Regions from separate parts of the Homo sapiens genome. Here all the other regions are linked to region 2. The links are chromatin loops, found by intact Hi-C in ENCODE. Cell type or tissue: CD4-positive, alpha-beta T cell. All regions are shown on one strand. Region 1 overlaps LRCH1 (leucine rich repeats and calponin homology domain containing 1). Region 2 holds the start of LOC124903171 (a long non-coding RNA gene). Region 3 has its middle 160 kb from the start of LINC00562.

Region 1 (2,500 bases), 230 kb after region 2:
GATCACTTGAGTCCAGAAGTTCCAGACCAGCCTGGGCAATATGGCGAAACCCCACCTCTACTAAAAATATAAAACTTAGCCAGGCATGGTGGTGCAGGCCTGTGGTCCCAGCTACTCAGGAGGCTGAGATGGGAGAATCGCGTGAGCCCAGGTGGTTGAGGTTGCAGCGAGCCGAGATCGCACCATTGCACTCCAGCCTGGGCAACAGAGTGAGACTGTGTCTCTCCACCCGCCCCCCAAAACCAATCACCGCCTCTTCACCTCTTTCAACACACTCATAACACACACTCTGCTCTCTCACCCATCTTTTTTCTTATGTACACTTCAACAGTCACAGGAGCATTTGACTTGAAAAATACATGCTCACAGTGGGGGCTGCTTCTTAATATTGTCTCATGGCCTCAAGTTAAATTTTATTCCTCTGGATTAAGTAAGGGAGCTCTTGAAATTTAGTGATATGAAATTAAGGAAAAGCAGAATAATTCTTTTGTAGATCAATTTCCTGAAGCCTGGACCCAGACCGTTCACTGGATTTATTATTTAAATAGGAATTAAAAGAAAAGAAAAAACTGTAGGTAATTTAATCAGAGGTACTTTAATGGTCCCGGTGAAGTTATTCTGTTGTAACAAACCCAGCAAAATAAGCAAGCACTTTTGTACTTGGTAGATTTATTATGAGCCTAAAGAGATTGCCTTAAGTTCTCTTATATGTCATAGTAATGAATACATTCAGAAAACTAATAGTGATATAGTCATTATTTCTGATCATTTTATGTATTTCTGATAATTTTAAGTGTTCATTTTAAAAAATACAGTTCAATTGGTTTTTAAAACACTTTTGGTTGCCTAACATTCATAGAGCAAATGCCCACACATGCATGTTATATTTTTAAGATACAAAGGAATGCAAAATTAAAAAATGATGCCAGGAAAGTAAAACCCAGACACCATTTCGTTATCCTGATATCTCACATAGGGCTCTAATAAGGCAATGTGGTGTTGAACAAAAGCTCATGGTTCATTTAACTTCCTGATAGTTTCATATTCAGATTGAAATCTGCCAATAAAAACATATTGAAAATATTATTAGATAAGATTACCCCCAGAAAAAAGGCAAAGGAAAGTAACAGCTCCAAAGAAAACATTCGATGTGTTTAAACGGTGTTGAGGCGCCCCTTGCTGGCATATGTGTGTATTATCCAACTCTATCTGCATTTCTTGACCTTTTTTTGGTAAATTTGGTGGTGCAAATTAGTTCTATATTTTATATTTTTATATATGTCTCTTTTTTGGTGTTGCTTGAAATGGTGTAAAATGTGATTCATTCTCCAGTTTCTTCCATGCGTCTTAATTTGTCAGAGTTTTCCTCAGTTCCCTTTTCTCTGTGAACTTTTCATCTTTCCCTGCCTGGTCACTCTGTCCTTTTACTGACCTTGGCTTTACTTTTTAAACAATTGGTTCTACGTCCTGTGAGGTTTGGGTTTTGTGGGACTTGGTGACAGCCCTCCTGTGACTGCCTTTGGTGTTCTTTGCCTGTGACTTCCCTCAGTGGCTTCCAGCAGAGGCCCCAGGCCACAAGCTGACTCCTCTCTGAGATTCCAGAAGGCGACAGGCCTTGCGTACCTTAAATCATCCTCTTTCTCCATTAACTCTCAAGTCGACGATTTAAGATATGTCAATTTTCTCAACTTCCATAGAGCATCAGAATGTGAATTCAAGAATCTTAGAACTAATTTAGAAAGAAAATACTGAGATGTGAGAAGGAGAATGCATGTTCAAAGGCACAAATTGAAATTAAAATATTGTAGTTAGGCGAGCACAGGACTTTTGATTACACCGAGCGGACTCAAGTCTTTGTATCCAAAGTATTCTATTTGTAAATCATATTTAATTTCTAGAAATCTGAAATATTGAAATAGCTTCTAAAGAGGTCCATAGGAAATGTATGTCAGGGTAGAATAAAAATTACACATTCTTTCTTATTCAGCATTGTTTAAATCATCATGATTGAAACTTCTGTAACTTCAGTACACCATGCAGCCTTCTATGTGGTATGGATTTCTAACATTGGAGTTCTCTGCCCAAAATTTTCTGAGGGACTTTCCCTCCCTACCTCAATCTGAAAGTCTGTGGGATGGGGGAGCCAAGGCTCTGAACAGCTCTTTCATCCATCTTATGTGCAAGGATAAAAATCTCTAGGAAGAAAAAAAAAATCAAGTTTAAGTCTGCCCTGGGCTTTGTATCATTAAAAAGTTAATTAAAACTCTTGCTGTAGTCATTCTCCGATGCATAGAACATTATTTACCTTCTTGATTGGTGTCTAAAAGGTGTTTTCCTTCATAGGGAAGGGCATGTGTTTTCTCAGCTCATTTCAGAGGATGCCCCGCTGTTAGTTACTATTCTTGGAAGTCGTAACTTCAAGAACCTGAAGCCAGCCATGAGCCCTTCAGCTACTTCCAATCTTGCCAGCCTTCCTAAAAGGTGTCCTTGCTCATCTCCA
Region 2 (2,500 bases):
CTGGTTAGTGATGGCCTCCTGCTGTATGTAAATAATTTTCAACATTTACTAAAATATTTTGTATATGTGTGTGCACGGAGAGCCCACACGTCCAGTGCAGGAATAGAGTTCCCTGCCCAGAGGAAGTACTGCACCACATGATGAACAGTGCATGGGACTGGAGTCAGGGGTCCATATTCCAGTCCGCATGCCATCAATTTTGGGTTGTGTGGCTTAGGGCAAGCAACGTCTCTCTAAGCTCATTTCTTTATCAATACACTGAGTCCTATCATCCTCATATATTTATATGGGAGGAATATCACAGTGCTTTCAGCTCTCTTTAGGTTTCCATTACATTAAGGGGTTAGTTTGACTTACTAAAGCTTTCTAAAAAACATACAGTGGCCATGGAAAATGTATCTTTTTATCTCCTTTTGGTCTAGGGGATCTGCAGACTTCATGGAAGTGATGCTGCCTTTATAGTCTCTGTACCAAATAACAGATCACATAGTGCAGTGAAAAAGGGAGAAGAATCTTGGAGTCCTTGGAGACAACTACTAGTTTTTCACTGTTCTTTGCTTCCATATGATTTTCTGCTTTGCTCTTCAGTTTATAGTAATTCAATCGACATTTACTGCAACTTTGTGCTAAGCATTGGGTGGCTGGGAATATGTAGTTACTTCCTCAAGACCAAAACTCTGTGCTCAAAAGCACAACCATTAGTGACGGATTCGGATAAATACAAAGCAAAGTACAATCAGTTGTCAGCCGTTATAGAGACTGGGAGGAGGTAGAGGCACCAAGAGAGAAATAGACAAATGTTTTTAACCAAGGGGACATGAGGATGAGGAGGACATGAGAGAGAGGAAAATGAAGTTAAATTTGTGGGCTGGATCATGAAGGTCCTTATATGACACATGGATGTGATCTAGCACTATGGAATTATAAAAGGGTTTTAATTCTGATCTCATGTATGTTAATTCTCTTTCTTTAGAGCAACTCCGCAGGACTCAAATACATTCCTGGGTTACCAACAAAGACATCACAACCACCCTGACTACATCTTTGGCAGGTAGGATATTCTGATTTAAAATTGTTTAAAAGCATGGTTAGTATCAGAAGCAATGAGTCTCAAGGAAGCAGTTTTCCTCCAGAGAGAAGCAAGATGCTATTTCCTGGATCCAAATTTCCCAGGACAAAACTTCTTGCATTTCTCTTTTAAAAAATGGAAGACCACAAGAGGGCACCAAACTTCATCTTTCCGGCTGAGAAAACAGCATCTGGGCATTGCAAAGTACAAAATGAAGAGGTGGCCAAAGGAACAAGTTGTTATTGTTTGTCTTTGTTCCCTAATAAAATTAGAAACATATCTTTATATTACTTTGCATGAATGTGAGTATTGATTTATTCTTCAAACTCCAAATCTGGGTTTAAAAACAACAAAACAAAATGATACAGTATTTTCTTTGCAATTGGATTCCCACCCAATATTCAAGGACTGACGAATAAGATAATGAACCATCCTCTTCCTGATACTTGTTTTCAAGGCTGAGCAACCTATAACTGCTGATAGGTGGCTTGTTCATTTATTTATTTATTTATTTATTTGAGATTGATTCTTACTCTGTCACCCAGGCTGGAGTGCAGTGGCACCATCTTGGCTCACTGCAACCTCTGCCTCCCGGGTTCAAGCAATTCTTGTGCCTCAGCCTCTCAAGTAGCTGGGATTACAGGCATGTGCCACCACACCCAACTAATTTTTGTATTTTTAGTAGAGATGGGGTTTCACCATGTTAGCTAGGCTGGTCTCGAACTCCCTACCTCAGGTGATCCGCCCACCTTGGCCTCCCAAAGCCCTGGGAATACAGGCGTGAGCCATTGGACCCAGCCTGTTTATTCCTTTAACAATACTTATTCAGGTTTGGTGATATGCTGGGCAAGTTGCTAGGTGTTAATACAAAGATAAAAAGGCATGGATCTTGGCTGGGTGCTGTGGCTCATGTCTATAATCCCAGCACTTTGGGAGGCCGAGGCGGGTGGATCACCTGAGGTCAGGAGTTCAAGACCAGGCTGGCCAACATGGTGACACTCCGTCTCTACTAAAAATATAGAAAATTTGCCACGTGTGATGGTGCATGTCTGTAATCCCAGCTACTTAGGAGGCTGAGGAAGCAGAATCGCTTGAACCCGGGAGGTGGAGGTTGCTGTGAGCCAAGATTGTGCCATTGTACTCCAGCCTGGCAACAGAGTGAGACTCCATCTCAAAAAAAAAAAAAAAAAAAAAAAAAAAAGACATGGATCTTGGGATCAAGGAGCTTATTGTGAGTAGGGGGTTGGGGAGTCAAGCAGCTGAACAAACAAACAAAAGTGGTCACTGATCTAAGGAAGGCATTTTAATGTTGTAGGAACACCAGAGAATGGCCATGTAACTTATGTATCTCCCATGAAACCTGGGCTGTTAACGCTGTTACGGGAGGAGCAATGGCCTGGGAGCTTAAGGAGCTTAGGTGTTAGTCCTGGC
Region 3 (2,500 bases), 1.3 Mb after region 2:
TAAAGACGTTTTCACTTTGTTGAAACACAAGGGGAAAAAATAAGCTATAAAGTGTTATGTTTATCAAAGTATAAAATAATGATATCCTTATATCTTTTTCTCTTTTGACAGACATTAACTTCTCAAAGGAAGTGATCAAGATCAATTGGAGAGTGTGCTGCTAATGAGTAAAACATGAAGGACTGGAGGAGGATGAAAAGTCATTCTCTTATCTAGCAAGGAATGACAGGAACTCATCTTAATTAGCATGAAAGGAAAACCACCATGGAAGGGAAGACTTTTAGGGAAGGTGTTGGGGTTCCTACCTTGTTAAGGTAGGAAGTGTAGATAGTCCTAAACTTCAAGAAAGTTAATGCAATGAGACCCTTCATAGTGCAAGAGGTGAAAGGGTAAAAGTTGCCCAATCCCTAATAATATAAATTTGCAAAGAGACCTAAGGAATTGTTTTTTGTTGTTTTTTGTTGGGTTGTTTGTTTGTTTTGAGATGGAGTTTCGCTCTTGTTGCCCAGGCTGGAGTGCAATGGCACCATCTCAGCTCACCACAACCTCCACCTCTCCGGTTCAAGCAATTCTCCTGCCTCAGCCTCCACAATAGCTGGGATTACAGGCATGCGCCACCACGCCCGGCTAATTTTGGTTTTGTTTGTTTGTTTGTCTGTTTTTAGTAGAGACCGGGTTTCTCCATGTTGGTCAGGTTGGTTTTGAACTTCCGACCTCAGGCGATCCGTCTGCCTCCGCCTCCCAAAGTGCTGGGATTACAGGCATGAGTCATCGTGCCTGGCTAGGCATTGTTTTGCAAGGAGCAGACTCCAGTGTCAGTTTGTTAACAGTGCTCTTGGGGCTTCTGGTGCCTTGGAAAATGACTTCAATGGGCCAGAAAGAATTGGGTGTCAAAAGCTGTATCCCTAAGAACTCAAGTGTGTGATACCCTTTACTAAACATGACAAAGAAACAGTGGGTTATACACCACTGAAGACTAACCTTTAAAGATTCTCAGTGGCTTACACAGACCTGAGCCAGAAGCAGGCTGGCAGCATCTGTCAAAATGACTGACTGTTCACAGTGACACCGTGTGGCTGCAAGAAGTAATGACAATATCTGACCCATCTCCATGTTTCCCTCACTAATCGCAACCCTTACATACATGTAAGTCCCTAGAGTTCATAAAATATCAGGAAGCACACTAAAAGGAAGATGCTGTGAACTTCCTCCAAATCTGGCATTAGCGAGTTCCGCTTACCTTGTGGTTTTTTCTGTTGTTGTTACTGTTAAAATGAAAAACAAAGAAGTTACAGCCATAATTGTCCTGTAGTACTGTATATATAGCAATTCAAACTGGAAAAAAAATTTGCAACTCATATCACAGAAAGAGGAGCCTTTTTAAAGATCCCTGGAATCCTTTTTATAGAGGAATTATATTGGAAACTCTGGAACTAGATACACCAGAAACTATCAGTCTGAATCCAAGGGGGCTCCAGGCCCCCAACCTCCACAGCTGTGTGGCTGCCTGTGTGGCTGCAGAGGATGATGTATGGCCCAAGAGCACTGCAGAACACTGGGTCAAACCCAGTTTCTGGATGACATAAAACTGGGGAAGAATTTAAATCAGAGGATGATATCACCACATATCTGTGTGCTGCAGAGGATGTTTTTTAAGGGTATGAAGAGGACTAGGTAAGAGTGGGAACAAGATGGCAAGAGTTTCACCAAAGGACAGACAACCTTTTGACAGGTATCAGGTCATAAATAATGTTAGACATCTATACAAGCAAAACATGCCGAACTGAATTTATTCATAAATATAAAGTCTATTCATAAATTATTATAACAGGCAAGAAAATCAATCACATAATACTAATAAGAAATCTCTGACTACCTTGGAAATATGACTATCATCACAATATTCTTAAACACTTTTCTGTTGAAAAGTTGTTTTATACTAGATTTTTTTTCCTCAAATCCAGCTTGTAAAAATTATTTTCATCAAAATGCACTCAAATTCCACTGAAAACTAGGGGATTTAAATGTGTTGTGATGAAATCATGTTTCCAAGCTAATTTTTAGGGAGAATCTAATAAAAGAATTCTTAACAGAAAAGTACAGAGTGCCTGCTGGGATAAAAATGAAGTGAAGTTTCAAGCAACTTTTGAGTAAAAATCTGGTAGAAAACACTATTTTTAACAGAAAATGTGAAAATTAAGCATGTTGTAATGCATGTCATGTTTTCAAGCTAGTTTTGAGAAAAAAAATCAGTAAAAAAACAACATTTGAAATAGAAACATTTGGGATTTAATCCTGTTGTGTTTTCCAAGCTAGTTTTGAAGGACATTTTAGTATAAAAGACATTAATAACAACAACAACAACAACAAAGAACAGTTCAGGAATTAAGCAATACTATTGAAACAATGGACACAGACTAACCCTCCGGAGGTACCCTCAAGTTGACATGAGATTGTCCTAAATATGTCAGAAGTGGTCAGGCCTTTGTGTCATCTGCTT

The links. Hi-C counts contacts between places; a loop is a spot of excess contacts. Peaks named below come from ENCODE experiments on the same cell type or tissue, not always from the same donor. Only the 100,000 strongest peaks of a DNase experiment are listed, where the experiment ranks them.
Region 1: a loop joins it to region 2, with 11 times the contacts of the local background. A loop is called at or near these places in 100 of 110 quality-filtered maps.
Region 3: it touches region 2 in a loop (20-fold over the local background); 3 of 110 quality-filtered maps call a loop at or near these places.

The regions. Positions count from the first base shown.
Region 1 is chr13:46,720,163-46,722,662 of GRCh38, forward strand. All of the region lies in intron 16 of LRCH1 (leucine rich repeats and calponin homology domain containing 1), which reads left to right. Among named protein-coding and RNA genes, the nearest start is that of ESD, 76 kb to the right of the region's middle. In CD4-positive, alpha-beta T cell, CTCF peaks have their summits at 1,176 and 1,376; a DNase peak (open chromatin) is centred at 1,179.
Region 2 is chr13:46,491,910-46,494,409 of GRCh38, forward strand. It overlaps LOC124903171 (a long non-coding RNA gene), which reads left to right and starts at 927. Exons shown (of 2, transcript XR_007063786.1): 1 at 927-1,051; 2 at 1,134-1,359. In CD4-positive, alpha-beta T cell, a CTCF peak has its summit at 1,170 (motif pointing right); a DNase peak (open chromatin) is centred at 1,232.
Region 3 is chr13:47,773,265-47,775,764 of GRCh38, forward strand. No RefSeq gene overlaps it. Among named protein-coding and RNA genes, the nearest start is that of LINC00562, 160 kb to the right of the region's middle. In CD4-positive, alpha-beta T cell, CTCF peaks have their summits at 1,077 and 1,277; a DNase peak (open chromatin) is centred at 1,067.